Linked DNA regions of Homo sapiens: region 1 is linked to region 2. A link is an interaction called in ENCODE POLR2A ChIA-PET data of the cell type or tissue named here. Cell type or tissue: GM12878. All regions are shown on one strand. Region 1 overlaps CDKAL1 (CDKAL1 threonylcarbamoyladenosine tRNA methylthiotransferase). Region 2 overlaps CDKAL1 (CDKAL1 threonylcarbamoyladenosine tRNA methylthiotransferase).

Region 1 (4,000 bases), 56 kb after region 2:
ATAAAGTCCCAAGCAGTCAGTAGTGGTACATAAGAATATTACTCAATGAACTCACATGACATCTGTAAAATCCGCTCTCAAGATCTGAAAGTTATATTCATTTTTTATCAGTTTTTATGAACATGGTAAAGTAGTCTTGACTTCCACAGTTCCCTTATAGCTAATTCTTAATATACAAGAAACTCATATAAGTATACGTGAAAAACATGAAGTCTATAATAAAGACAATATAAATAGTAAATAATCAAAAAAATATAAAAAAAATTCTATTTTGTTTATAATCAAAGAAAATATATTAAAACAATGAGCTGTCATCCCAATCTCCATTAAATTAGCAAAACTAAAATTGGAAATACTAAAAGCACAAGTGGCAGGGGTGTGTCTCCCTCATTCTCACACACTGCGGTAGTAAGGCTAATGGATATCTCTTCTCTAGAGAACAGTGTTGAAAAATATGTCTGGAGTTCGTAAAATGCTCATTCTGTGACCGAAAATTCCACCTTCATCAACTAGATCTACATTTTTTAAAATGCAATACCAAAAAAGAAGGTAAAGACTTACACCCAAAGATGTTCATTTATTTGACAGTTATAATACATTTATACTACTGAATAAAAAATTGGATAAAATCTAAGTACTCAGCCAAAAAATATATACAACTTATAGTATATCCATAAAATGAAATATTACATAGCCATTTAAAAAATTACCTCATTAAACACATGTGTTTTTTAAAAAGTAGGATACAAAAATATGTACGATATAATTTCATGTAAGTAAAAGAGAATCCAATACAGAAAAAAGATTGGCAAGTCATATGCTAGCATGTTAACTATGGTAACCATTACACAAGGAGATACAGGTGACTTTTAAATTGTATTTTCCAAATGGTCTACAATGTGAAAGTTATTTTTCATAATTGGGAGGCAAAATGATTTTAAAAATCCATGGATTAACAAACAATGAAATTTCAAAAAGTTAGCTATTCTGTAACACTAAGACCACCATAAGCCTTATACAATAAAAACAGAATTTCTTATCATTCAATTCTGAATGATTCTGAAATGTTCTTTTTGCAGGGAGGGGTAAATGGCACCCATTCATTGCAATTAAATACCTCTCTATTTTTTTGGTCCATTTTTCCATAAAGAAAATTAGAGCACAGATACATGAAATTTCTTTGAAAACCACAACATAAACCTTTAACAAGTAACAACCAGTAATAACAAAAACACCATTTACCTCTAGGTGGAAATTATATATAATACTCATGAAATGAACATTACAGTTTTGCCCCTAAAAATGGTTGTGGGGACTTCAGGTTTCCAGTTCAGCATCTGAGAAGCTTGGAAGTTGCTATTCCATCCTACCAACAAGTGAAAAAACTAAACAAACTAACAAATCATTCTTTTTAGATATGTAAGAGAATTGAGGTCACCAGGCAAATCACTGCCCCTAATATTGGAGACACCAACTGGCAGATACCAAAAATCACAATTTGCCTGAGCAGAAAACCACAAACCTCCACGGGAACGAGTGTTAGGGTAGGAAAATCTAAACTGTAATTTATGTATTGCTGGAGGCTCAGTGTGGACAACTTTTAGAGTAAAGTTAAAAACTCCAGGATGACTCAGTCACTGGGGCCCCATACTTGCGTGAATTTTTACCTCCAGGAGCTTGACCTGGTTCTCACAGTGAATACTGGAGCAAAATCCCCTCATGCTTCCAGTAGGGGAAAGGTAAAAGAAACTATATGGAAACTCACCAGAGTACTCTGTTCTTAAAGTCTGCTCTCAGGAAAAACTAGTTAACTACAGCCTAACCTGCTGGGGTGTCACCAGAGCCTAAATGACCTGGGTGAAAACAAATGCCCAGCTCCAGCCAAGTCTAGCTTTCTAGTCCCTCCTGAAGGGGAGAGGACTAAGAAGAACTTGTGAGGATCACAGTAAGCACAGGCTTACTAAAGGACTGAGACCTAATCAGTGGATTACAGAACACTCCCTCTCCCCCAACACCTTAATACCACATCACTGAAGACCTATTTATACCAGTTTCTGTTTCTCAGTACTTCGTGTCTAGATAGCAAGAAAAAAGTGCAAGGTGTACTAAAAGCATCAAAGACAATTTGAAGAGACAGCAAGAATCAGAACCAGACTCAGATATGGCAGAATGTGGGAATTATCAGACTGGGAATTTAAAACAACAATGATTAACATGCTATGGGTGCCAATGGAAAAAATGGACAGCATGTAAGAAAAGAAGGGCAATGTAAACAGACAAAAAGAAATTCTAAAACAGAACAAAAAACATATAAGAGAAATCAAAAACACTAACGGAAATGAAGAATGACTTAGACAAGCTTACTAGTAGACTAGACATGGCTGAGCAAAGACTCTCTCTGAGCTTGAAGATATCACAATAGAAATGTACAAAACTGAAAAGCACAAAGAAAAAAGACTAAAAACAAAAAAAAAACGAAAGAAACCTCTCAACAGAATATTCAAGAACAATGAGATGATTACAAAAGGTGTAACATACATGTGATAGAATACTAGAAGCGGAAGTAGAAGATAAAGGAACAGCAGAAATATACAGAGCAGTAATCACTGAAAATTTCCCTAACTTTATGCCACATACCAATCAAAAGATTCAGGAGACTGTGAATGCCAAGCAGGATAAAAACCAAAAAAACTATACCTATGCATGACATATGCAAACTACAGAAAGTCAAAGATAAAGAAAAAAACCTGAAAGAAGCCAGAGGTGGGGGGTGAGGGGGGAATAACCCTTAGCTAGACAGAAGCAAAGATAAGAATTACATTTTACTTCTGCTAGAAACCATACAAGCGAGTGGTAAAGTAAAATAAAGTGTTGATAAAAAAAAAGAAAAAACAACAACATAGAATTCTGTAACCCGCAAAATCATTCTTCAAAAGTGAAGGAAAAATACTTTCTCAAACAAACAAAAATTGAGAGATTTTTTTGCCAGTAGATCTACCTTGCAAGAAATTAAAAAAAAAAATCCTTTACATAGGATAAAAATGATGTAGGTCAGAAATTTGGATCTAGAGAAAGAAGCAGGGCAAGGTGGCTCATGCCTATAATCCTAGCACTATGGTAGGCAGAGGCAGACAGATCACTTGAGCCCAGGAGCTCAAGACCAGCCTGGGCAACATGGCAAAATCCCCTCTCTACCAAAAATAGAAAAATTAGCTGCATGTGGTGGTGAGTGCCTACAGTCCCAGTTACTCAGGAGGATCACCCGTGCCTAGGAGGTCGAGGCTGCAGTGAGCTGTGACCATGCACTCCAGCCTGTGTGACAGAGTAAGACCCCACCTCAAAAAACAAAATAAAATAAAATATGAAAAACAAAGAAAAGAAAAAAAGATTGATAAAAGAATAAAAGTAAAATAACTTTTTAATTTTCTTATCCCTGATTGATCTAACAAATCACAAATTTCATAACCCAGATGAAATGAACCAAATCTTGAAAAACAATCTACAAAACTCATGTAAGAAGAAAAAGACGATGTGAATAGGCCTATATCTATTAAATAAATTGAATCAATAATTAGCAACATTCTAAAACAGAAAGCACCAGGCCCAGATTGGTTCACTGGTGAATGTTACCATATTTTTTTTAATTATGACAATTTTCCATAACTTTTTCAGAAATTAGAATCAAGAGGAAATACTTCCTAACTCATTCTGAGGTCAGCATTATCCTAATACCAAAACCACACAAAGACAACACAAGAAAACTATTGACCAATATTTATCATGAACATAGATATAAAATCATCCATAGAAAATCAAATATAACAATGTATAAAAAGAATTATACACCATGACTAACTGGGATTTACCTCTGATTGCATGGCTGGTTCAACATTTGAAAATCAATTAATGTAATTCATCACATCAACAGGCTAAAGAAGAAAAATCACATAATCATAGCAATAGATTTTTCTGCATCTATTGACAGACACACTTGACAAAA
Region 2 (4,000 bases):
CAAATCCCTTAAATGTGGGGAAGCTGACAGCAGTCACTAAGCTAGCTTAATGTGTTTCAACGCTATGAGAAGATTTTTCTTGAACTCACAAGCCCGTGAGCAACTTTGCTGTGTAACACAAAACAGCATTTGATGTTATGTGTGATTTAACTTTAATACTCATCTCCCAGTATATTTTCATCTTTAATCTCTTCATTCAAAAAGATTCTTCCCCAAAGGTAGAAATAGCCCTTTCAACAGAAGTTACATGACAGTACATTCCTCATAACACTGAAGGCATATTTCACCTGAATGGTAGTACCAGTGAGTGACTAATACTGAGTTAGAGATAAAAATAACTAACTGAAAGATGAAGCCAGGCTAGAAGGGTGCCAGTAAAATGAGGATTGGTACCAGGAACCTCTCTTCCTCTTAAATGCAACTAAAATACCGATTAAACTTTCTGTAGCGGGGAGGGGTAAAGGAGGCACAAAACCCCTTCAGCAATAAAAACAAAATTCAACAGGCTAAGCTCAATCACACACAGAAACAGTGTTTGGGACATCAGAATACTCCTATTAAATAACAGAACATGTTGCAAATTAAAAGATAATTTAAAAAGTGATACCAAAGTTAAACACAGAGTAATATTATAACTAAAACAAATACACATTAGAGATGTAAAATACCAATTAATAAACAATTTTACACATCAGACTTGTCCAACCCATGGCCTCTGGGCCCCACGTGGCCCAGGACAGCTTTGAATGTGGCCCAACGCAAACTAATAAACTTTCTTAAAACATTATTAGATTTTTTTTGGCGATTTTTTTTTAGCTCATCAGCTATTGTTAGTATTAGCCGAGAATTTGAGATCAGCAATTTGAACCCACGCAATCTAGTTCCTGAATCCATACTCTTAATCACTATGATATACTACATTTTAATCATTCAATAGGTGAAACATATATGAATACAGGTGAGATTAGAAGATGCCAAAAAAAGTGAAACCAACAGGTCAAGGAAGGGAAAAACATAAATGGGTGTTTAAATTTACATGTCATTCTCTCACAATACTACCTTTTAGACAACGGAAGTTAAAAAAAAATAGAACATGGCAAGAAGAAATGTTCGAAGTAGGGGCAAACAGGAGAAGGAGAGCGTTCCTCAAGCCTTGCCCTCAATACTGATCCCACTGTTACTGTGACACTGCTCCACTTTGTGAATTTGTTTACCTTTTGCAACATGGTGTACGATAGAAATATTCTCAAATTTAGCCGTTCAAATGCAGCTTTAACTGTACACATAATTTTCAAAATTAAAGTGCTCGCATTTGAAATAGTCAAAAGTCAATCCTGTTTCACTTTTCGAGATTAGAGCAGCCTGCCTGAAAAGATGTTTAACCACTGCAAATCAACCTGCTAATAGTCCCTGAGATAAGTGGACACCTGTGTTAAACCACATTTCTGTTCAGCTCTCCAAAGAAAATGTTCACCTGCCTGCAGGGCTCACAGCTGGCACATGAGGAAGCCTTGTCATTTACAAATTTTCAATATCAAATTGTATATTCCGTTGTGAATTGCATGTCTTAACATTTTACAACGTGTCTATTAATTTGCAGTTTATTTAGAATTTCTAGAGCTATAATTAGTTACAATGATCAGTCCAATGAATTAACACCAAGACCAACTTCAAATGTGGTCCTTGTTAATAACACAGAAAAACTACACAAAGCACACAATTTCATAAACACACTTTCTAGTAATAGAGTGAGAGCCTAACTTCCTAATAAATGTTGTTCCTGTTAATAATGGATACTGTAATAACTGATAAATAACACTACCTTAGGAAGAAGAACTCAGCAAATAAATATTGTTTCACTCATCTCTCCCTAACACAACTCACAACCAGCAGACACCAAGGGCATTTCCATCTGAGCCTTAAAGAGAAATTCCCAACTAATTGATCTCACTGTGGTCTAGGGACCCATCTCACTAGATTCTCCAGGAAGCTGGAGAAGTTCTGGACTCAAACCAGAATTCTCTCCCTAAGAACCAGAACGTAAGCTCAGTGAGGACAGGGATCTGGGACGATTTTATATACTGCTGCATTCCCAGCACTTGCATAGTACTGTGCAAGGAACAGTACACCAAGCACACAGTAGGCACTCAGTAAGTACTTGCTGAACCAAATAAATAATGATATGGTGGGTCTAGGATTTGAAGCTAGGCTTTCTGAAGCCTGAAGTCTACTACTCTTTTTTTACTGCAAATGTTAAGAGAACATCCTATGTTCTGGTTAACTAATCTAAAAGAAACTTTCTGCCAACAAATTAGCCTAAAAGAAAAACAGAAACATTCAAACAGATATATTCACAAGATATGAAACTATCTACAGCTAACATAAATGACATAAACAAATAGCAGTAATAAAAATGGCATTGCATGAAAACTCTAAGGTAGATGATTAACTATAACTATTTGTTAAAAGAGAAAGGGAATTTTTAACTGTAAGGTAAAATGTTTCAAGATCCTAAAAAGAGACAAAAAGATCCTGATTCTATACTGGTCACTCATAAATATACATCATCTAGATACAAAATTTAAACTTCACTTCATGCTAAGATAGTTTCATATCTTGTGAAAAAGATTTTGGCTAAAACTTTTTATTCAAGACATACATGTTTTCAAATCTGTTCTCTCTCCGCTTCCATTGTGAAGAAATTAGACAGGTTTGTGCACAGATTTTTGCTCCAAGATGGGAGAAGTGCAGAGGTTACAGCCACCAAAGCCAGAGGATCTGGACTCAGAGGATGGCAGGCTTTATTTCTGGTTTCAATGTTGTTATTTTCTTTCCATGCACCATCACACAAATAATATTAATCACAACTAGGTGATTTCAGGAGAGAGTGGGACAGATGATAATAAAAGGCCCAGAGGTCAAAAAATTGCTTACCATGTGTTCTCACCACACTGCCTTGTTCTGATTACTAAACTAAATGCCCCATTCCTACAGGCTTATATTGATGGAAACCAGCATGTTATGATGGTAGTAATTTCTCTCTTTATCTATTAATATCTTCTTAAATGCCTATGCTATGAGCACTTTCAAACATGGGTAAGTACAATAAAAGTCCTTTAACTCAGATGTACAATAAGCAGCTTGCTCACCCAATGATCCCCACCTCATGGAAGTTTTTTATTTTAATCGCCTGGTCAACAGAATTGACACATTCTTCCTGTACTGTAAGGTGACACAGATAAAGGCTAGCAGAAGATAAAAGCAAAGAATGCAGTTACAGTTGTTCTTCCTTCCAACTCTATTAACATCCTCCCATCATAGAAATTTTGTGAAGGAATAGCATTCTTTACTCAATCGTGCAATACAATTCTAAACTTCCTGCTAAAAATAGTTTCCCAAGTCACTGAATTTAAACATCTATTCTTTTTGGACTTCAGAACTGTTTTCTCTTTGTATAAAATATAATTCATTTCTTTATTTCACTGTAACTCACTATATTTGAGAAGGTTTCTAGTTTTATAGCAATTCTATACAACAGTTCTATTCAAAAGTAGGTCTCTCTAAAGGTAAAACTTAGATAATTTTGTTTCCTAATTTGTAATTTGTTTTCAAAATTTTTAGTTATGTGGACATAATTTTCATATATAAAAAGTCAGTGATGATAAATAAAATGTAATATACCTGCCACAGAAAAAAATGCTCTACAAAATGATATTAACAAATAATAATCTTATACTTTAATAATATGTAATGCTGGTAAACATATAATTAAATTACACCTCTGAAATGTTAATGATAGTGTGACCCCACTTTCAGAAACTTTTCAAAATATACTAATTTCAAATTTAAAAAATTTAAAAGACCAGCGAGAGCATTAATGTATTATGCATATTTCCTAAAAACTAGAAAATTCTTAAATACAATAATTAAGAAATAGGTAAAGTACGTTATATCCTTCAATAGAACACTAATGCCACACTTAAAATGGTTAAAAAACTCA

Evidence for each region. ChIA-PET counts read pairs that join two places held together with the same protein. Peaks named below come from ENCODE experiments on the same cell type or tissue, not always from the same donor. Only the 100,000 strongest peaks of a DNase experiment are listed, where the experiment ranks them.
Region 1: POLR2A ChIA-PET joins it to region 2 with 6 read pairs; 4 of 35 experiments call an interaction of 5 or more read pairs at or near these places.

Annotation. Positions count from the first base shown.
Region 1 is chr6:20,686,902-20,690,901 of GRCh38, reverse strand. All of the region lies in intron 5 of CDKAL1 (CDKAL1 threonylcarbamoyladenosine tRNA methylthiotransferase), which reads right to left. Among named protein-coding and RNA genes, the nearest start is that of CDKAL1, 150 kb to the right of the region's middle. In GM12878, no CTCF peak of the experiment used is centred here; DNase peaks (open chromatin) are centred at 1,527, 2,001 and 3,241; H3K4me3 peaks cover 1,167 bases; H3K27ac peaks cover 1,630 bases.
Region 2 is chr6:20,742,537-20,746,536 of GRCh38, reverse strand. All of the region lies in intron 6 of CDKAL1 (CDKAL1 threonylcarbamoyladenosine tRNA methylthiotransferase), which reads right to left. Among named protein-coding and RNA genes, the nearest start is that of CDKAL1, 210 kb to the right of the region's middle. In GM12878, no CTCF peak of the experiment used is centred here; no DNase peak of the experiment used is centred here.